Linked DNA regions of Homo sapiens: region 1 is linked to region 2. A link is a loop called in an ENCODE intact Hi-C map of the cell type or tissue named here. Cell type or tissue: GM12878. All regions are shown on one strand. Links, peaks and the distances in the headings refer to the core of each region. The heading gives the core; the rest is flanking DNA. Region 1 overlaps KMT2C (lysine methyltransferase 2C). Region 2 holds the start of KMT2C (lysine methyltransferase 2C).

What was found. Peaks named below come from ENCODE experiments on the same cell type or tissue, not always from the same donor. Only the 100,000 strongest peaks of a DNase experiment are listed, where the experiment ranks them.
Region 1: it touches region 2 in a loop (3.0-fold over the local background); 3 of 110 quality-filtered maps call a loop at or near these places.

What each region holds. Positions count from the first base shown.
Region 1 is chr7:152,312,276-152,323,617 of GRCh38, forward strand. KMT2C (lysine methyltransferase 2C) reads right to left here. Exons shown (of 59, transcript NM_170606.3): 4 at 2,863-3,063. Among named protein-coding and RNA genes, the nearest start is that of KMT2C, 120 kb to the right of the region's middle. In GM12878, for the core only: no CTCF peak of the experiment used is centred there; a DNase peak (open chromatin) is centred at 5,376; H3K27ac peaks cover 2,384 bases.
Region 2 is chr7:152,428,144-152,439,485 of GRCh38, forward strand. KMT2C (lysine methyltransferase 2C) reads right to left here and starts at 7,860. Exons shown (of 59, transcript NM_170606.3): 1 at 7,483-7,860. The coding sequence starts at 7,643. It also overlaps the pseudogene FABP5P3. RefSeq lists enhancers at 5,927-5,976, 6,287-6,356, 6,827-6,876, 6,917-7,146 and silencers at 7,627-7,686, 8,067-8,116, 8,207-8,496, 8,537-8,876. In GM12878, for the core only: no CTCF peak of the experiment used is centred there; DNase peaks (open chromatin) are centred at 5,768, 6,168, 6,478 and 8,567; H3K4me3 peaks cover 6,380 bases; H3K27ac peaks cover 3,464 bases.

The DNA of each region.
Region 1 (11,342 bases), core at 2,045-10,044, 120 kb before region 2:
ACTGAGTATTTCCTTTGGCTTTACTTAAACGCTTACAAAACAAAACTTGATCAAATCAGAAATGTTTAGTCTGCTGTATCTTGACTGAGGACTGCCACAACAGAGGTGGCAGTTAACTGTGTAAAGAAAGGATATTTTCCAGGGAAAATGAAAACCCACTACAGAGTGTGAAAACAGAGGCAGGAGGAATGGAATGTATCAGCTGTAGCTTTCTTATGGTCCCGTCAACAAATCTCAACAGCTGGTCTGTGGCATGACGTTGCAAGTACTCTCAATCAAGACTGTATGTCACAAATTGGAAGTAAAAAGCAAAAGCAAAATAGCTACCAAAGGCATGTAGAATAAGGAAGATAGTATAACAGCAAAAACTATAGTCTAAAAAAAGAACATTGAATAAAGTAAACAACATATGGGAGATTTCAGGCTTTCAAGGTCTAACACTTTAGGTATTATTTAAGACCATTAAATAAATAAAAATGGCTATTGTACTTAATTATTAAATATGGGAAATCAGATGACTACCACTAAAACTTAAATCTTCTCCTAATATCATAGTATTTAACCTGATCATAATTCTGGATTAAATCACTATTGAATATAGATCATAACTCACTGCACTTCTGTATGCTGGATATTTATCATGATTCCTATTAAGAGAAAATCAGCACAATGACCAGGGTACTAAACATTTTTATACCTGGAATCATTGAAAGAAAAAAAGTATTAACATATTTCAATAAGTACATTTAAATATCAAACCATATAAAAATAACCAGTAATGTTTTTATGTTCAGCATTAGAAATGCATAGACTTTTTTTAAAAGGTATAGCATGCTATGCTAACTTTAAATTCTCATTTTAATAAATGCCCACAGTAAAATGAGAACAAATTCTTTCCTATAAGTATAATCTCTATTCCTACAAATATATGCTCCATTACAAATCATTGTTATTTTATTGGGAGAAAAAAAAAAGACCAACAGTTCATCTATAACTACTAAATGTTGTTTTAGCATACTGTTTTGCACTAGTATTTGATGAGGGAAAGGGGTGTAAAAAAACCAAGAGAATGACTAATTTATTACTAATCAGGTCCTAACCAGCAGCTTAATCAAATTCAACCTTCAAGTTTTGAGACTGGTTTGTATGTATATACCATATCAGTAAGATATCAATGTCAACACTAAGGATGACAGCAGCCCAGCTTAGAAAGAGATATCAAGAGGAATCAGCTGAAATGCATACCCACAAAATTCTTAGTTATAAAACAAAAAAAGGAAAAAAATTCTTGATTTTTTTATTTAGTGAAAATGAGCAAAGACATTTTCAAAACCTTTGTAAAATTGTTTTTTAAATTAACTAGCTATTTAAACTTCATTAGCAACATACATTTTGTAAATATTTGAAATCATTACCAAGCTAAATTAATTGCCTACCCTTCAATGATGCCAAATTTTTAAGTGTACTTCATTAACTGCCATATTATCATTACTTATTAAGTTGGTAAGCACTAAGTATATATAAAGACTTTCGTTTAACAAAGGCTATTTTTATATAATTATCTGAGCTCATAAGAATTTTCACTAAAAATTAATTTCACTTTTAAAACAAGGAAATGAAACCAATTCCATTTCTCAGGAGAGGATTTTATATAATTGCCATTATTTAAGGCAGAACATGAGGATATAAGATACAGCCTGATTCACTCCATTAAATTTGCTAATAGACATTTTAAGTTTGCTGGCCTTTTGATTATTTTATTAAGATGTGTGTACTCAACTGACAACTAAAGAAAAAGCTATAGCCTCCAAAACATCACAACTCTCCAAATATAGTACTTCTAAGTTTCCTTAAACTGTTCCACCTTAAATTCTTTTAAAAGATTCTCCCTCTTTTTATTGTTTCATTTCCTACTTCAGGTCTTCAAGGCATTGGCAGCAGTTCAAAACAATGAGCCAATCAAATAAGTACAACACAACAATGATTTAGTACTTAAATTTGGATATAAGCCAGATAAGCACTTGAGTGATTACATCATAACCCTCAAGAGGCAGTGTTAGCTTTGCAAGCTAAATTAATTTTTACACATTCTCATCAACTACAGAAACTTCTACTCCCTTAACCAGCACAGCCAAGTCTCCATATTAATATGGTCTTTAAACACAACTGTACAAAATATTTTAAACTATATCAGACAAGACCTTTAGGTAATTACAATGTGCCCGTGAATACAGACATACACACATCATTACAAAAAAAAAATTCCTTAAAAAAGAAAAAAGCATCTTCTGGGAGGGAAGGCAGGGGAGGGAGGGAGGGAAGAATGTATAGGACAGTGCAACATTTTCTGAAGCACACAAACTTATATATAAATTAAATAAATGACTGAATGGATTGATGAATGAATGACACAAAAGACATGAGTAGTGAAAACCAATTCTGGATTTGCTATTGTATTATGTTATATTCTTAAAATTAAAAGCTTATTTAGAGAAACAAAAGAAGGACTTTATTGATCTGTTTTATTATTACATTATTTCCATTTATAAATTCCATGAACTCCCTCCCTCTCAGCTTGTGTTATGTTCTTTGAAGTTTTCTTCCAAAAGTTTAGTTTTGTGATCACACCGCTTTCATATACAATTAATATAAACTTTTTAAAAAATAACAAGAAAAATTTGTGAAAAGGATAGTTTGTTGGATTAATTGGGTTAATGGTGAGTCAGAGTATCCCATAAATGTGGAGAACAGGAGAAACTGTTCAACAAGAACAATCCCATTTGAAAATTTATAAACATTATAATGGAAATAAATTATATGCAGTCTTAATCTATTCCAACATTTAAAGTCGAAACTGCTTACTTTCTCTGTCCTCTTTGTTTTCGTGGTGCTGAGTTTTGCATTTTCTCATAGGTTCCATTGCTGTTGTCATCAATGTCCTTCTTGTTAGAAGGTTGGTTTCTCCATGGCAAGATAAATCCAGGCGTTATTCTGAATTGTTTTAAGTCTCCTTGTCCTAAGGAACTTTTTTCCCCACAGTAACAAAAAGCGCAGAGCTGTTCACTAGTAAAAATGAAATGTAAGTCAGAGAAGGAGAAAAGTAGCTTTATTCAACTGCTTTAAGCGATAACTATAGATACTTGTGCTTTTAAATTATGTCTAAAGCACAAGCTAAGCTTTTCAATCTATTTTCTACAGTCTATTCAGTGATTACCCATAAGAACAATTAAGTTTAATAATTATACATTTGGAATTCTACTTTTCCATAGCATTTTAAAAAGTAGTACACATATCAAATCCAAAAAATTCTAGTTAGCAGTTAGAAAAGTTATTTTCTTTTATATTTGACTAGAAAAAAATCCAAGTAAGAAAGCTAAAGGTGGGGGCCAAGCACGGTGGCTCATGCCTGTAATCCCAGTACTCTGGGAGGTGGAAGTTCGAGACCAGCCTGTCCAACGTGGTGAAACCCCATCTCTACTAAAAATACAAAAATTAGCTGGGTGTGGTGGCACACCCCTGTAATCCCAGCTACTCGGGTGGCTGAGGCACCTCGCTTGTATCCGGGAGGTAGAGGTTGTAGTAAGCTGAGATTGAACCACTGCACTCCAGCCTGGGTGACAGAGCAAGACTCTGTCTCAGGAAACAAAAAAAATGCAAGTTAAAAATGGGAAAGAAGGTAGAGTTTAGTAGCCACCCAACTGTATGACAGTTCTGTAAAACATATGGTGACAGTTTTATTTAACCACTTGATAGAACGTTCATTATGCATGATATATATATACCACACACATGCATACACACGGGGAGATATAAAAATATAAACTTAAATAGTTCCTGGGTTGAGTGGTAGTAGATTTTTAGGGAAGCAGAAGAGCTGAACTGGAAGAAGGAAAGGGATGATTAGGAGCAAAGGGGATTTTTTAGGCCAGTGAAACCATTTTATATGATACTATAATGGTAGATACTGAGCCCTAATGTAAACTATGGACTGTAGTTAAAAATAATGTATCCATATTGGTTTACCAACTGTAACACAGCACACAATACTAATCATGAGGGAAACTGCTGGGGGTAGAGGTGGGAGAATGAGCTCAATTTTTGTGTAAACCTAAAAATGCTCTAAGTCTATTAATAAAAAAGGAGAAAACATTAAAAAATTAAGAGACAACAATCAATATACATATATAGAATATACACTTACTAAGAGATCTTAGAAAGAATGAAATTAAAAGGACTGCTTCCTCTTGATTATATTTACACTTCACAAGATATTTACTGCTGCTATACCCAAATCCTCCTTCTTGGGCATTAAAGTTACCTCTACAGTATTTACCCCATGATCTTACATATCTTGCATTACCAGGTGATAGAACTAACCTATAGCCTTTTGAGGTGACTTTTTAAAACTTAGGTTTAAATCATATTGGACTCTCAACTAATTACTTTTATCAAAATTAGCTTTGTTTTTGTAATAAATTACCTATTTCAAGTTCATGAGAAACTATGTTGTCTGCTGGTACCGAGACATACACAAATTAAATGTAGTGTAATTTCAAAAAAAAAAATCAAGTCAAGTTGAAAAAGAAAATTTCTTCTTTCCAAAAAGAGACCACCACCTTATGCTTTGCCAGTATCTTACTATCCCCTTATTTGTAATGTTCTCTGAGCTATTAAGCTTACATTTATTTCACCATATCCCATTTCTGGTTTGTTTCTTCCCCTAGAAACACTACCCATGAGAAGCAACAATCAGATTGACATTAGTCTTATCAACATTGATTGTAACAGCACTGATTAGAAAATGGAGCAATATTTTAAAGCTATTGCAGAAAAATACCTTAGCATTCAATTTTATATTCAAAACTATCGCTTAAATGTGAAGGTATAATAAAATTACTCTCTGGCTTAGAAGACCTCAGAAATTTTGCCAGACAACAGATCAAAAATGAAAATACTTTTAGAGAAGTACTTAAATTATTAAAGAATTAGAAAAGGTTGTATGAAGTAAGGGAGGTCAAACACCTCAGAGTAATTTATTGTTGACTTTTTTTTAATACGAGGTCAAGGGAAATTTCTAGCTTTTGGTCTGGCTGTAGAAAGCTGCAAACAACATTGTGCCCAACCACACAACATAACCCAACCAGAGAATCTGCAAATTCACTTTTCTGAAACCCATCAGAGGGCAGAAATCACAAGGCAACCAACTCACCACCAAATGAAAGACACTTCCATAAAGAAATGTGACAATAGCACCTCTGAGGAAGAGGCCACTGATATCATACCAGCAGGGTGATAAGAACTCAGTAAAAATTTTTAAGAAATTGCTAGAAGCCAAGTGTGAAACACAGTGAGACTATGTTAACACCTGTGACCAAAGACAGGGGAATTCTAACCCACACAAAGGCTCCTCTTCATGTACCTCATTAGATGTCACGCACTACAGCAACTCAGCCAGGAACAGTGGCTCACACTGCAACCCCAGTGCTTTGGGAGGTCAAGGCAGGAGGATTGCTTAACCCCAGGATTTTGAGACCAGCCTGGGCAACATAGTGAGACCCTGCCTGTATTTTAAAAAGAAAAAGAGGATGGGCATGGTGGCTCACACCTGTAATCCCAGCACTTTGGGAGGCCGAGACGGGCAGATCACAGGTCTGGAGTTCGAGACCAGCCCAGCCAACATGGTGAAACCCCGTCTCTACTAAAAATACAAAAATTAGCCAGGCATGGTGGCAGGCGCCCGTAATCCAAGCTACTCGGGAGGCTGAGGCAGGAGAATCACTTAAACCCAGGAGGCGGAGGTTGCAATGAACTGAGATCGTGCCACTGCACTCCAGCCTAGGCGACAGAGCAAGACTCCACCTCAAAAACAAATAAAAGAAAGAAAAAACATATATACAGTGACTAAAAAACATTTTCTAAAATAGCATACGAAATCTTACTAGCCATTACAATAATGTAAACCAAAACCACCAATTAAAAGGCAAAAATCACCAATTAAAAGACCATTTTTGAGATTAGATTAAAATTAGATCTAACAATTGGGTGCAGCTGGGTGTGGTGGCACACACCTGTAATCCCAGCACTTTGGGAGGCCTAGTTGGGCAGATCACCTGAGGTCAGTTCGAAATCACTCTGGCCAACATGGTGAAGCACACACCACCCACCCACCCCCTCCCCATCTCTACTAAAAATACAAAAAAATTAGCCAGGCATTGATGGTGTGCGCCTGTAATCCCAGCTACTCGGGAGGCTGAGGCAGGGGAATTGTTTGAACCAGGGAGGTAGAGGTTGCAGTGAGCCGAGATCGCACCACTGCCCTCCAACCTGGGCAACAGAGCAAGACTCCATCTCAAAAAAAAAAAAAAAAAAAAAATAGGTGCAAAAAATGTTGGAAGTATAAACACAAATGACATATAAAACAAGGACAAAAATGTTGATGGGAAAAGAGGTAAAAAGATACCAGGCAAACATAAACCAAAAGGAAGTTTGAGTGGCAATAATTTTATCAGACAAAATGAAAGTTATGTCAAAAAGAAAACATGACATTAGAGATGAAAAAGATGTTACACACTAACAAAATGATGAATAGTATAATAGATATCGATCATAACCATATACTCAGACCAACATGAATCTGGTCTCAAAATGAATCTCGAATCTGAAAGAGATGGTTAAGCATCTCCAATCTGAAAATCCAAAATCTGAAATGCTCCGAAATTCAAAACTTTTTAAGCACCAACATGATATCACAAGTAGAAAATTTCACACCTAAGTACTTAATATAAACTTTGTTTCAAGCATAAAATTACTTAAATATTCTATAAAATTACCTTCAGGCTATGTGTATAAGGTATATACGAAACATAAATGAATTTCTGTGGGCAGCAAGCCACCCAGGTGCCGAGGCAAGAGACCAAGGGCACGAGCTGTTCCAGTATAACAAAATATATAAAATAAGAATAGTTATATAGATCATAGATATGATTATACATGAATATCATTAATCATTAGTTTGTAGCAATTACTCTTTATTCCAATATTATAATAATCCTCACTCTACAATCATAACCTAGGAAAAACCAGGCCATACAGCAATAGGAGCTGAGGGGACATAGTGAGAAGTGACCAGAAGACAAGAGTGCGAGCCTTCTGTTATGCCCAGACAGGGCCACCAGAGGAGTCCTTGGTCCCAGCGTCTGGGAAGACACCTGTTGCCAAGTGGACCGTGGTCTAGCGGTAGCGTCAGTGTCAAGGAAAAACACCCACTACTTAGCAGACCGGGAAAGGGAGTCTCTAAACTCTTTTAGAGTTTAGAGAAGACTCTACTCCTCCACCTCTTGTGGAGGGCCTGACATCAGTCAGGCCCGCCCGCAGTTATCCAGAGGCCTAACCGTCTGCCTGTGATGCCGTGCTGCAGTGGTCACGCTCCTAGTCCGCCTTCATGTTTCATCCTGTACAGCTGGCTCTGCCTTTTAGATAGCAGTAGAAAATTAGTGAAAGTACTAAAAGTCTCTGATAAGCAGAAATAATGGCATAAGCTCTCCCTCTCCCTCTCCCTTTCCCTCTCTCTGCCTCAGCTGCCAGGCAGGGAAGGGCTCCCTGTCCACTGGACATGTGACCCACGTGACCTTACCTATCACTGGAGATGGCTCACACTCCTTACCCTGCCCCTTTGTCTTGTATCCAATACATATCTGCGCAGCCTGGCATTCAGGGCCACTACCGGTCTCCGCGTCTTGGTGGTAGTGGTCCCCCGGGCCCAGCTGTCTTTTCTTTTATCTCTGTCTTGTGTCTTTATTTCTATACTCTCGTCTCCGCACACGGGGAGAAAACCCACCGAACCTGTGGGGCTGGACCCTACAAATTTCATGTTTATACATGTCTCCCATCCCCAAAATATCTTATTATGTATGTGCAAATATTCCAAAATCCAAAAAAAATCCAAAATCCAAAACACATCTGGTCCCAAACATTTTGTTTTTGTTTTTTTTGAGATGGAGTCTCACTCCGTTGTCCAGGCTGGAGTGCAATGGTACGGTCTTGGCTCACTGTAACCTCCACCTCCTGGGTTCAAGCAATTCTCCTGCCTCAGCCTCCCGAGTAGCTGGGACTACAGGCACACGCCACAACATCTAGCTAATTTTTGTATTTTTAGTAGAGACGGAGTTTTGCCATGGTGGCCAGGCTGGTCTCAAACTCCTGGCCTCAGGTGATCCACCTGCCTTGGCCACCTAAAGTGATGGAATTACAGGCATGAACCACCACACCTGGCCTGTCCCAAGCATTTTGGATAGGAGAAACTCAACCTGAGTTTCTCAGAACAAAACTGGAAGACTAAAAAAATTAAATCAACAACAGTGGAAGATTTTAATTATTTTTCTCAGAAAATACTATGTCAAACCAATAAAAATTAAGTATTGAACATCTTTATTGTTCATTATTTATTAATTACCTGAGCATAATAAATTAGTTTGAGATACTATATTCAGCTCTATCTACAACTAACGGTTCACATTCTTTTCAAGTATATTAAAATATTTCAAGAGTGGATTACATAGTAGGCCATAAAAGAATACATGATACATAGCAAGTGACCAACATCATGCAGGCAACATTCTCTGACAATAATGCAGTAAAACTAAAAATGTATAATAAATGGATAACTTAAAATCTTCTGGCCAGGTGCAGTGGCTCATGCCTATAATTCCAACACTTTAGGAGGCTGAGGCAGGTGGATCACCTGAGGTCAGCAGTTTGAGACCAGCCTGACCAACATGGCGAAACCCCGTCTCTACTAAAAATACAAAAGTTAGCTGGGTATGGTGGCACACGCCTGTAGTCCCAGCTACTCAGGAGGCTGAGGCAGGAGAATCGCTTGAACCTAGGAGGTGGTGGTTCCAGTGAGCCAAGATCGCACCATTGCATAGCCTGGGCAACAGAGCAAGACTCCCTTTCAAGAAAATAAATAAATAAATAAATAAATAAATTTGGAAACTAGAAAAGATATTGTTTAAGAATCTTTCACTTAAAATGGAAATCCCAATATGTGAAATAAAATCATAATGAAAATACTGAATATAAAATTGATATAAAATATAAAATACTGAATATAAAAATTTCAATATATTACTGGAAGTCCTAGGCAGAGCAATATGGTCAAGAGAAAGACATAAGGGATCCCAGTAGGAAAGGAAGAAGTGAAACTGTCTTTATTTGCTGATGGCATGATCTTATATATGGAAAACCCTAAAGACTCCACCAAAAAACTGTTAGAACTAATAAACAAATTTGATAAAGTAGCAGGATACAAAGTAAATATACAAAAATCAGTAGCATTTCTATATACTAACAGCAAACGATCCTAAAAGAAAATTAATGTAATAATCCCATTTACAATAGCAACAAAAAAATTAAATACTTAGGTGTAATTTCAACCAGGGAGGTAAAAGACCTGTATACTGAAAACCATAAAACTCACAAAAGAAATTTAAGAAAACATCAAGAAATGGGAAGATATCCTATGTTCATGGACTGGAAGAATTAATACTGTGAAACTAACTGTCCATACTACCCAAAGTGATCTACAGATTCAATGCAATATCTATCGAAATTCCAATGTCAATTTTCACAGAAATAAATTATCCTTAAATTTATATGGAAGCACAGAAGACATCAAACAGCCGAAACAACCTTGAGCAAAAAGAACAATGCTGGATGCATCACCCTGTCTGATTTCAAAACATTACAAAATGATTGTAATCAAAATAGTATGGTACTGGCACCAAAAAAAAAAAAACCATACATCTGGACAGGCATGGTGGTTCACACTTGTAATGCCAGCACTTGGGTAGGCTGAGGCAGGCAGACTGCTTGAGCCCAGAGTCTGAAACCAGCCTGGGCAACATGGTGAAACCCCGTCTCTACTAAAAATACGAAAATAAGCCAGGGGTGGTAGTGAACACCTGTAGTCCCAGGTACTCAAGAGGCTGAGGTGGGTGGACGGCTCCAGCTCAGAAGACAGAGGTTGCAGAAAGCCAAGATCACACCACCGCACTCCAGCCTGGGCTACAAATACCACCCTGGCTCAAAAAACAAGAAGACACATCGACCAATGGAACAGGAATGAACTCACGCATTTACACTAAGTTGATTTATAACAAAGATGCCAAGAAAACACAATGGGTAAAGAACTGTCTCCTCAATAAATGGCACTGAAAAAACTGTATATCCATATGCACAAGAATAAAATCATACCCTTGTCTCACATAACACAAAAAATCAATTCAAAATAGATGAAAGTCTTATGTTTCGGATGTCAAACTATAAAACTACTAGAATAAAACATAGGGAGAAAGTTCCATGTGGGCAATAACTTTTTGGATATGACCCTGAAAGCATAGGCAACAAAAGCAGTAATAGACAAATGGGATGGCTAAACCACCAAGCTCCTTACGGCAAATGAAAATATTAACAAAGTAAAGAGACAACCCACAGAATGGGAGAAAATATTTAATATCCAAAATATATATGGAACCCAAATAAACAGCAAGAAAACAACCTGATTAAAAAATGGGCAAAGGACCTGAACAGACATTTCTCAAAAGAACACATACAAATGGCCAACAGGTACATGAGAAAATGTTCAGCATCACTACTCATTAGGGAAATGAAAATTAAAACAAGTATATATCACGTAACACCTGGCTATTGGCTAACACCTAACAAATGGCTACTATTAAAAAGATGAAAGATAAGTATTGCCAAGGATACAGAAAAAATGGGAGTCCTGTACATTGCTGTGGGGGTGTCAATTAGTATAGCCATTATGGAAAATGGTAAAGAGGTTCCTCAAAAAACTAAAAATAGAATTACCATATAATCTAGTAATCACACTTCTGGGTATATATCCAAAGGAACTGAAATCAATGTCAAAAGGATATCTGCATGCCCATGCTTACTACAGCATTACTTACAATAGCCAGATATGGAATCAACCTAAGTATCCATCAATAGATGAATGGATAAAGAAAACATGGTATATATAAACAATGGAATACTATTCAGCCTTGAAAAGCGGGAGGATGGGGAGTGGTGGCTCATGCCTATAATCCCAGCACTTCGGGAGGCCAAGGCTGGAGGACTGCTTGAGCCCAGATATTCAAAACCAGCCTGGGCAACACAGTAAGACTCCATCTCTACATAAAATTTTAAAAATTAGCCTGGTGTGGTGAGCACACAACTGTAGTCCCAGCCACTTGGAGGCTGTGGTGGGAGGATTGCCTGAGCCCAGGAAGTTGAGACTGCAGTGAGTTGTGAGCATGGCACTGTACTCCAGCCTGGGC
Region 2 (11,342 bases), core at 1,432-9,431:
TGTAAATACCTGCTTTGAAAACTTTCATTTAAAAAATAAAATAACTGGGCATAAAGCAGAGATTGAGACCTGTAGTCCCCTGGTGGTCCGCAGATTAAACCTAGCCTACAAAGTATAGGCGCAAATACCGTTTTAGATTCTAATTAATGAAAAACACTTAAAATCCAAGTTTAAAAATCATAAAAAGGGCTGGGTGCGGTGGCTCATGCCTGTAATCCCATCATTTTGGGAGGCTGAGGCAGGTGGATCACCTGAGGTCAGGAGTTCGAGACCAGCCTGGCCAACATGGTGAAACCCCGTCTCTACTAAAAATACAAAAAAAAAAAAAAAAAAAAAAACTAGCCGGGCATGGTGGTGGGTGCCTGTAATCCTGGCTACTCAGGAGGCTAAGGAAGGAGAATCACTTGTACCCGGGAGGCAGAGGTTGCAGTGAGCCGAGATCACACCATTGCACTCTAGCCTGGGCAACAAGAGTAAAACTCCATCTCAAAAAAGAAAAAAAAAAATCATAAAAATCCAAATTTCCGCCCTCTTGAAAAATCTAGAAACAGCATCTCAAATAGCAACCATCAGCCAGAATTCTGTATCAGTTTCACCTTAAGCAGGGCATAAGGACTCCTAGACTTCCCCAAGGCTGTTATTATTTCCCATTTTCTCCCCAACCCAAGGTCTAAAGTGTCAGTTGTCATTCAGATTCTTAGAAGCAGCCTACTGTTCATTTAAATTGCTTACCTGCTCCCTGTAAACAGTTTATAACTCCTGGACTACAGGATAAAGCCCAAACTCATGAGTCTGGCATTCAAGAACTATCACAGCTTGGCCTCACCACTACACACAGCCTCTGTTCTAGTCACACAGTCAGAAGCCACCCCACCTTTTACACCTCCTTCCCTCAATAATTTCATTCACATTGCTCCCTCACACACTCATTTTCTTGTCATTCTACTTGGCTAAATCCCACCAATCCTTCAAGGTCTAATTCAAATACTACTTCCTCCAAATCTTTGAGCACCCCTCTAGGCCACAATAAATCTTCCAGGGTTGACTGTTCATCCCAGGACATATTTAGCACTTTGTAGCTCTTTAAATAACATGTACCAAATGAAAGATCTAAAAAGTTACATAGAAGTATAGAAAACTTAAGACTTGTTAAACAATTTTACACTTGTAGATCATATGTAGTTACTGCCATCACAAAATTAACAGCAGAAACAAAGTGAAACAATTTTCCTTTTACCTGAGGCTTTTTCTAGAATATTACAAAGTGCAAAAAGAGCTGTGTCATTTGTTTCTCTCAACTTGTGCTCTTAAGTCCTTCAAATTCTGCAAATAAAGGGATCAACACTTCCAATTATAAATCCAAGATTGGTCTATTACTTTTTTTTTTTTCTTTTTGAGACAGAGTCTCACTCTGTCGCCCAGGCTGGTGTGCAATAGCATGATCTCAGCTCACTGCAACCTCTGCCTCCTGGGTTCAAGCGATTCTCCTGCCTCAGCCTCCCGAGTCACTGGGACTATAGGTGCCTGCCACCACGCCCAGCTAATTTTTGTATTTTTGGTAGAGACGGGGTTTCACCATATTGGCCAGGCTGGTCTCCCACTCCTGACCTTGTGATCCGCCCACCTCAGCCTCCCAAAGTGCTGGGATTACAGGTGTGAGCCACCGTGCCCAGCCTTTCTATTACATTTTCACAGATAACCACCAGCATATATCTACAAGCAATAGCTATAATAAAAAAAGAAATAATCTCAGCCGGGCGTGGTGGCTCACGTCTGTAATCCCAGCACTTTGGGAGTGCCGAGGCAGGCAGATCACCTGAGGTCAGGAGTCTGAGACCAGCCTGGCCAACATGGTGAACACCCATCTCTACTAAAAACACAAAAATTAGCTGGGTGTGGTGGCATGCGCCTGTAATCCCAGCTTTTTGGGAGGCTGAGTCAGGCGAATCGCTTGAATCCGGAGGGCGGCAGCCACAGTGAGCCAGGATCACGCCACTGCACTCCAGCCTAGGCAAGAGAGTGAGACTGTCTCAAAAAAAAGAAAAAAAAAAAAAAACAGAAATCATCTCTATTCTACTTCGTAACTTTTGCCACTTATCCTGCCAACAAGTTCTCAAAATAACCACTGTAGCACAAACATGATAAAGAAAATTTTTAAAGAGAAAAGGAAGAGATTAATCAGCTTTCTGAAATTAAAAGATAAAAATGGACCAAAACAATATAGAAAAAAAAAAGTAAAGGCAAACACAAACTCACACGCTGACTGTAAAGTTTATTCCATGGCAGCTAAAAGTTGTTTGGCCCAAACATCTCACAGATTAAAAACTAAATCACAACCTAACGAGGGTATCTAACACGTCCCCACCAGGCAAGAGTGCAGAGAGACCATCTAATGTTCCTATTTATTTAGAGAGTCTTGCTCTGTCACCTGACTAGAGTGTAGTGGTGTGATGTCCGTTCACTGCAGCCTCAACCTCCAAGCCTCACACAATCTTCTCTCAGCTCAGTCTCCAGAGTAGTTGGGACTACAGGTGCCTACCACCACACCCAGCTAATTTTTTTGTAGAGACAAGGCCTCACTTTGTTGCCCAGGCTGGTCTCAAACTCCTTTTAAATGAGGATTAAGTGATCCTCCTGACTCAGTCTCCCAAAAGTGCTGGGATTACATATATCAGCCACCACACCCATCCTTAATGTCCTTTATAACTGGAAACTGACCAATTTTCACCTTGGAAGGTCAATGAAGTTTCACGAAGCCCCTCCATCATAAACTTAAAGTGACTTAAGTTTACAGAGTTGGACAACCACTATCTACCCAGAGAAACCTGACTGTGGTCTGGGAAACTTTGCAGTTTTGCGGAACAGAGGAATGAGATGAAGCAGTGTGGCTTGTCACTTGGCAGATTAACAACAATTCTGGCATTATGGAATTAACTGAAATAGTACGAAAATGTAATAAATCACAAGTGTCAGAATGGGAAAACAAATTGTTGTGATACTTTTATATTTCCATGGAAATCCATGTTTATCAAGTTTACATATTAGTAACCAATATGTAAATTGGTAAGTTTACATATTAGTAACTAATATGTAAATTTATATATTAGTAAACAATATATAAATTTGTATAATAGACTAAAAATAACATCTTCTCAAATATTAGAAATTCCCTGGGCCAGGTGCGGTGTTTCATGTCTGTAATCCCAGCACTTTGGGAGGCCCAGGCAGGCAGATCATGAGGTCAAGAGATTGAGACCATCCTGGCTAACAGGGTGAAACCCCGTCTCTACTAAAAATACAAAAATTAGTCAGGCATGGTAGTACGTGCCTGCAGTCCCAGCTACTCCAGCTACTTGGGAGGCTGAGACAGGAGAATCACTTGAACCTGGGAGGCGGAAGTTGCAGCGAGCCAAGATCGCACCACTGCACTCCAGCCTGGGCGGCAGAGCAAGACTCTGTCAAAAAAAAAAAAAAAGAAAAAAAACAGGTTCTTATTCATGGGAATTTCAGGTCAGGTTAAACAACAACCTCCTAACAGGTAAGAGAGGGTAGCAATCCTGAGTCAACTTTTCAACTGAATTAAAACATTTCAGTGCCTATTGAGTCCCAGAGACCAATAATATCAAAAATTTTATCAGATCTCTTGGACAATAAATTATTAAGAATTGCTGTCATAAAAATTACAAATTTGCATTATCTCAAAAAGCATGAATAATAGTGCTGTCTCTCAACTATAAACTTGTTTTATTAAATGGTATATATTGTAATGCAGTACAGTTTTCTATCACTTATTTCAAATTCACAGCTATGAAAAGGAGAAATTTTGTTGGGGGAAGGGCGTTACAAATACAGAGTAGCAACCTAGCCATTTTTGCTGGTCCTTGTAATGACAATCACTGGTTGTGCCTAATTTTTCTACAACAATAATGCTTAAGGTGGCTCTCTAATAATAGCAATTGCCCTCTGAAAAGAAAGTGGTTCAGGGTATAAAGAGTTTACTCAAAAAAGGCCAAGGATAGTGCTTCAGAAATCCTATACCTACCACCTGCTGCTTCTGTACAACCACCCCCATCCCCCACACCCACACCCATTTCTAACATCAACTTTCATGAACTGGTAAGAAACATAGTAGAGTAGAATGTTTCTTTGGCTTCCCAACTTGGTAATGTGAATTTACAGTGTAAGGATGGAAAAAATAAGAAAAAAGCTTCAGAAAAATTTTTTAACATTAACACAAAAATAATGAGATCTTTAATATGTGCATATTCTGACAGAGGCCTGCCAATGGTTAAGACCTGTGCCTCTGATAAAGATGATGAACTACTCCAAATTATCAAATAATTTGATACTTTTTACAGTTAAGGAAAACTTTCAAATGAATGTAAATTTCACTGTGCCACTTGACATTTGTACAATAGGAAACCTCTATGTATTTACTTTTCCAACTCTAAGATTAATAGCTTCAGTTCAAGTTTCTTGATTTTAGGTAGTAAAATTTTAAGATATTTATAGTTAATGTAAAAGCAGTAACTATATAGCTATGCTTTTTATTCATGACAAAATACACAAAAACAATCTAGCTAACACTATAAGACAAGAAAATGCTTTATTTACCTAATTATTAAAAATTTAAACTTGAGGAAAGTGTAATTGGTGGTGCATGTTTTTTTAAGCCAAAGATAAATACATAAATCCACTTCATTGTCAAAAGGCATCTTCTCAGCGGGGTGCGGTGGCTCACGCCTGTAATCCTGGCACTTTGGGAGGCTGAGGAGAGTGGATTACCTGAGGTCGGGGGTTCAAGACCAGCCTGGCCAACATGGTGAAACCCTGTGTCTACTAAAAATACAAAAAATTAGCTAGGTGCGATGGCGCACACCTGTAATCCCAGCTACTCTGGAGGCTGAGGAAGGAGAATCGCTTGAATACACGAGGCAGAGGTTGCGGTGAGCCGAGATCATACCACTGCACTACAGCCTGGGCTACAGAGCAAGACTTCGTCCAGAAAAAAAAAAAAAAGGCATCTTCTCTACTTAATGTAACTCACTAAGTTAATGAACATCTAAGTAACATTAGCAACTTAAAATATCTCTATGAGATTTAGCAAAGAAGATTAATTTTCATTTCTCAGGTGAATTATTTGCAATTTCACATAATTTCACTGGTTACAAACCTAATTTACACTGGTTACACATAAGTTTCACTTTCAGGGTCTTTACTGTCCAACTACAGGGTCTTTTCTGCATGGATTCTTATACAGTATAGAGATACACAATTCAAAAACCTCTTTGCTTTCCAATTCATATGTTAGTTTCCATTTACATGTTGCTAAAAACAACTGGAGATTCCATTCCCTTCAAAAGACACAATTTCAAAAAAAACGCTCTAAAAAGTTTAGACCCGTCAAATTTACCAGTAGACTTTAATTTCCTATAAAGAAAGCAGTACTAGTTTTCAAATCTAAAAGAAAAAGCTCTCTACAGACTTACATTTGTTCTAAATATTTCCAAAAGTTTTGATTTTTCATAGTTAGATTATACTGTTATTCAGCAGAAATTTTTTATCTTCTCCAAAGGCTGCCTATTTCTTCATGAGATTCAGAATTAAAATAATAAAGTGGCAATACCCTAATCGTCCAGTGCACTCAGGAGCTGCACTAATACAAATGAGCTCATTTCAAAAGTAGGGTGTGTGCGAGTGTGCGCGTGCGTGTGAGTGTGCGCGTGTGCGCGTGCACAAGCACGCCCTTACAGGAGTATGGGGTGTGGGGTGTGACAACATAGATCTAATCTTTCTGGAGTAAGAATTCAAATGCAAATTTAAAACAATACTTGCAAATTAATGTTCAGTAAGAGATGAAGAAATGCTTTGCAAATAGTGAAATGGGAGGCAATCAAGGTAAAACCCCAATATGGCTTGTCCTGAGTTGCTTTAAAGGATGCAAAAAAAAGTGGCTTACATGTCTAAAAATTACTTAAACCTCCACTTCCTTCTACAAATTTCAGTTAATACAGAATAAGGGCATTTTATACTTGCCACTGTATTACAACGCAAGTGGCATAATAAATAAGTCCTAACTTTGTATCACGAACAAGCTAATGTAATAATGTACACACATCCTGTACTTGCTTCCCTCACGATTATCATAGCTAGGTAACAGCTGGCAATAAAATATGGAGGCAAGTTGAAGGCCCTGAATCATTTTCATAGTAAAAGGACAGCGGGGCAAGAAAAGAGCACATTCAAGTCAAGAGCTCAATGGGTTCCCACAACCCAGCTCTGCTATGCCTCAGTTCACGCTACTATTTTTACTACAAATCACCAAACAACAATACTATTACTAAGTGAATGCACCCGAACCAAAGAAACAGCCTATCCATAAACGTGCTGGCTTCCTTCACGTCCCAGCGCACCCTTCCACTCCCGACAGTTCAATGAGAATATCATCTCACGAAATGAGTAAGCACACACGCCATTCTACAACTTCGAGAGACATTCACAGTTCTTCCACGGCACACGCGAGAGCCACAGAAGCCGAGCAGTTCGCTGGCACTAAAACGGTGTCTTAATTTACAAGCAAAGCCGTCAAATAACCGTTCTGTAAGAAGACATTTCTGGTCCTCTAATAAGCTGGGGTCCAGCCCTACTGTACGCTCAAAGGCAGGCGACCCTATTCCCAAGCCCCTTACAGCTAAGACTTACGAGGGAAGCGACATTTACATCTGCACTCTCTCCGAATAAGTGCTCTTGGTATTCTGCCTTACGAGGGGACGCTGGCTACGTCTCCAAAACTTAGGCAGGCCGTTCCCCGAAGCTGGGGGATCCCACAGGACTTGTGCTTTCGGAGCCCGGGAGTGCGGTGCTGGGTGTTGGGGGAGGGGGGAGGAAGAAGTCAAATGGCTTCCTAATATATCATCAAAAGAAGAAAACACAGGTTTGGGACCAGGAAAAGTTCCAGGAGCAAGTCGCTGACAAACAAAAGCTGCACTCGCCCGGCCGCTTTCTTCTCGCCCCCAGCCCGCGCCCCGAGACCACCTGGCCCGGGCGTTTTGACAGCTCCGAGAGTTTCCCGAGCGCCGACGGCTCGGCGGTTCGCCCGGAGTCCGTCCGGGGACTACCTGGGCGCGCTCCGGGCTTGTTTTCTCAATGATCCAGCTAGGCCAAGACGCGGCTACGAGAAATTTCTCCAAAAGAAGAGTCGCGGAGAAGACCCAGTGAAAAGGCCCGACTGAAAAGTAAAGTGTGCGGAGCCGGGCGCCGGCGGGAGCCCGGGCGGGCGGCGCGGAGCGGGGGAGGCCGGGCGCGGGCGGCTACCGAGGGGCGCGGGGCCGGGGCCGGGAGCCGCCACCGCCCGCGGGCCCGCCCCGCCCCCACCCCGCCGGGGGGCGCCGGGGCGCGGAGGCCGCGGGGCGGGCGCCCGGTGACAGCTCCGGCCCGGCGCCGCCGCTGGCTCCCGGCCTGGCTCCCTCGCACTCAACTTACTTCTTTCTGGCTCTCTGGAAAGGGGAAGCGCCATCTTTGCGAGGCCGGCCCCGAGGTCTTTTGTCTGCGGCTGCGGGGCTCGGGGCCGGGGCTCCAGGCTCCTCGGGGGGTGGTGGCGGCGGCTGCGGCTGCTCCACGCTCTTGTCCTCCTCCGACGACATCCTAGTCACCAGGAAAGACACATGGATCCCGGTCCTCCTCCTGGGGGGCTCCCGCCGCCGCGGCCGCCGCCGCCGCCGCTGCTGCTCGGGTTCCTCCTCCCCGGCTCAGCCTCTCGCATTTCCCGCAGCCCCGGGAGCAGCAGCAGGTACCGGGAGAGGCGGCAACATGGAGCGAGCAGGACACGCACTCACACACATCGGCGCGGGCGCGCGCACCTCCGCGCGCAGGGGCCGGGCGGGGGGCGGCGGGCGGGGCGGGCGGTGCGGGGCGGGCGGGGCCGGCGGGTGCGGGCGGGCGGGGCAGCCGGGCGGGCGGGCGGCGTGAGGGGCGCCGGCCCCCGGGGTCTCCGCCCGCGGCCCCTCCCCCGAGCCGCCCGCGGCAGGAGGAGAAAGGGGCCCGGCGCGGGGAGGGCCGGCCGCGGGGCCCGGCGGGGGCGGCGAGGGGGTCGCGCCCCCGGCCGGCCGCCCCTCCCCCGCGCGTCAGGCCCGTCAGGCCCGGGCGGCGGCGGCGGCGAAGTTTTGACAGCTGCTCCAGTGGCGGCGCTGGGCGCCGGGCCGCGGCTCGCTCCTCACACTCGCTCTCTCACACACGCTCGCTCGCTCTCCCGGAGCAGGGGAGGAGGAAGTTTTGCGGGTGTGCTTGGACCCCACACACACGCCGCGCGACCGTGGCCGTCGCGCGAGGCCCGCGCCGGGGATCCCCCGGGGCGACCCGCACCACAGACCTCTCCAACTCGCAGCCGTCGCGCCCACACACCGCCGCCTCGACGGCCCCCGCCCGCTCCCCCACACTCGGCCCCTCGCCCGCCCCCCGCGCGCCGCCGCTGCCACTCACGGGCCTCGCTCCGCGCATGCGCCGCTCCCGCCGCCCGCGGACGCGCCGCCGCCGCTGACCTCACCGCCCCTCCCCCTCCCCCCCGGGTTCCCTCCCCCTGTGACGCGGCGGCCGGGCCCAGCCGCGACTCCGGCTCCGGCTCCGGCTCCGGCTCGGGAGGTAGCCAAGCTGTGGACCCAGAGATCCGGGATCGGGATCGGGGAACTGCGGGCGAGGGCGGGAGGGAGCCGCGGACACACGCCGAGGCGGCCGCGGTCGCCCGGCGCAGCCCGGCGCGAGGAGCAAATGTGCGCCCGCACGGCGAGGGCAGCCCGGGCTTCGCTGGTTCTCGCCGAGGTCTTTCCTCGTAGCGCCCACACTACGGGGAGGAAAAGGAATGGAGTCAACTTCGTTCGAATCCAACGCCAGTTAGTTTCCTTATTATAACGTCATTTTTTTTAATCCAGAAAAGGTTCATAAGGATGTAAGACGAAAAGAACGATGACAGCTCGAGAAATAAAACGGTTAGAGACAAAATAAGCCAATAAAAACCCAACCACTTGATTTTAACGTTCAGTGTGTTGTGATGAAGAGGCAAAAATCGAAGTACTTCTAAGCCACCTCTCATAATATGTAAAAATGGTAAAAAGAAAAATGGGGCTAGAATCCGCCTGAAAAATGCACTTTCTCAAGAAGGACAGTTACAAATATGGGATTCTGGATTTCTCAGGCTAATACCTAACACTTGGACGATGATCTATTCTGTGCTTTCCATTCACTATCGATTAGTTTATGAGAGTGAAAAAATTCTAGATTTGAATGGGGGGAAATAGTAAGACCTATCAACCATTTGTGAAGGATTGGGGTAAACTATCATTTAATAAGCATCTACTTTGGGCCTAGCGTTAAGAGGCACACTCTCATGTTGATTTCTTTTGATCTTCGCAGTGTAGTTTTAGTGTAAGGTAAAAAAAAATAGGCTCCTTTTCCAGCGATGTTTGCTTTCCCTTCTAGTAGCTAGGATGTTAACTTTAAACTGTGTCTTCTACTTGGGCAAAATACACACACTTTGATTCCCAGAGCCTATTCTAAATGAAAGCATAATTTTTTGAAATGGCTGAAATGAGGAATAACGTCAGATAGTCATTTGAATACCTTCAGGGTTTAATCCCTGCTGGCTCTTTCAAATTTACTAAATTTATAACCAAAGGAAATTTGGGATTGAGGAGGAGGCTGGCATGGTAAATGCAAACTAGAAATTAAAAGTGCCTGACGATTACACATAGAAATACAACATATATGTGACTAGTGATAAACATATGATGTGATCTAGTGAAAGTTTACTCAGTACAAATTTGAAAGCACCCTTTCTTTTTTCATTTTCTTCAGCACATTGTACTTTAAATAAAGTGTGCTTTCAAAACTGGATTATTGATCCAAATATTTAGCTGTGTTCCGTACTGAAATTAGAATAGGCACTTCCACGGTGAGTTTCACATGTACAAAATTATACATCAGGATAATTTACTTCCATACGCTTCTCCAGCACTTCTGAGAACTTAAGTGTCAGTGGATACAAATTGCAAGTCACTCCTGCTGGAGAGTTCACAAGAAACAAAGGGTACTAAGAGCAGAAAAGTGAGCCGAGTGAATGGAAGGGTAGAAACAGAGGTTTGTGCAGGGATGCTTCTGGATAGATGATGATGCAGGTAAGTAAACTCAGCCTGAAATCTCCATTCCTTTGGCCACTATGAGCAGGGAGTTGGGATCTGTTTTAAGAGAGCTGATAGCAGTCTCCTTGGCATGAAGTTATCATGAACAGAGCAAATCAAATATAACCCAGGATGCTGAGGAAGGATTCAAGGAATACTTATTCAACATAAATAAAGGTTTTCCAGAGGTTTTTCCGTCTCAGTCATCCAAATTACACAGCTCTGAGACCACAGTAGCAAAAATCTAGGAGGCAGGGAGCTGAGGTCCTTCAAAATTATGAAAGCAAAAAGGCAGGAGCATCTGGAAACAGTACCAAATACAACAGAAAAATATTAGAATGTGTACTTTCTAATAAGTATACATGTTAAATATGGGATTTTAAATTTAGGTAGATGTGTACTAACCTGTTAACCAATCATCTGCAAAGGGGTGAATTACAAGGGACTTTTACTGTCTAAAATATTTGAATATTTCAAAGCACATGTAGTAATCATCTAATCATATATATATATATATATATGTAGTTTTTAATGGGGAGGGAATGAGCATTGTTATCTTTGACAAAGAAAAACCAACATCTCAGAAAAATATAGGCAAGGAAGATTCTCAAAGCATCTAGCAAACAAGTGACAGTGAATAAAAATTCATAGTCCAATATTCATTCTTACTAATTGAAGGCCTATAACATGTGATTGTCTTTATTTAGAATGCACAGGTTCACTACTAAATGTTGTCTCTCTTGTTTTCCCATAAATTCCTCAGGGCTTTTTAGGAACCAAACTTTCACTGTTATAGAAGGACCACTGAAAGCTTAAATTTTAGATCTTAGAATTTTTGTGTTCATATTGTTATTATTAAAGTTGCACTGTAGGCTGGGCACTGTGGCTCATGCCTGTAATCCTAGCACTTTGGAAGGCCAAGGCGGGTGGATCACTTGAGCTCAGGAGTTCGAGACCAGCCTGGGCAACATAGTGAGACCTCCGTCTCTACAAAAAAATACCAAAGAAAATTAACCAGGCCTGGCTGGGCGCGGTGGCTCACACCTGTAATCCCAGCACTTTGGGAGGCCAAGGCAGGCGGATCATGAGGTCAGGAGATCGAGACCATTCTGGCTAACAAGGTGAAACCCTGTCTCTACTAAAAAAGCAAAAAATTAGCCGGGCGTGCTGGCA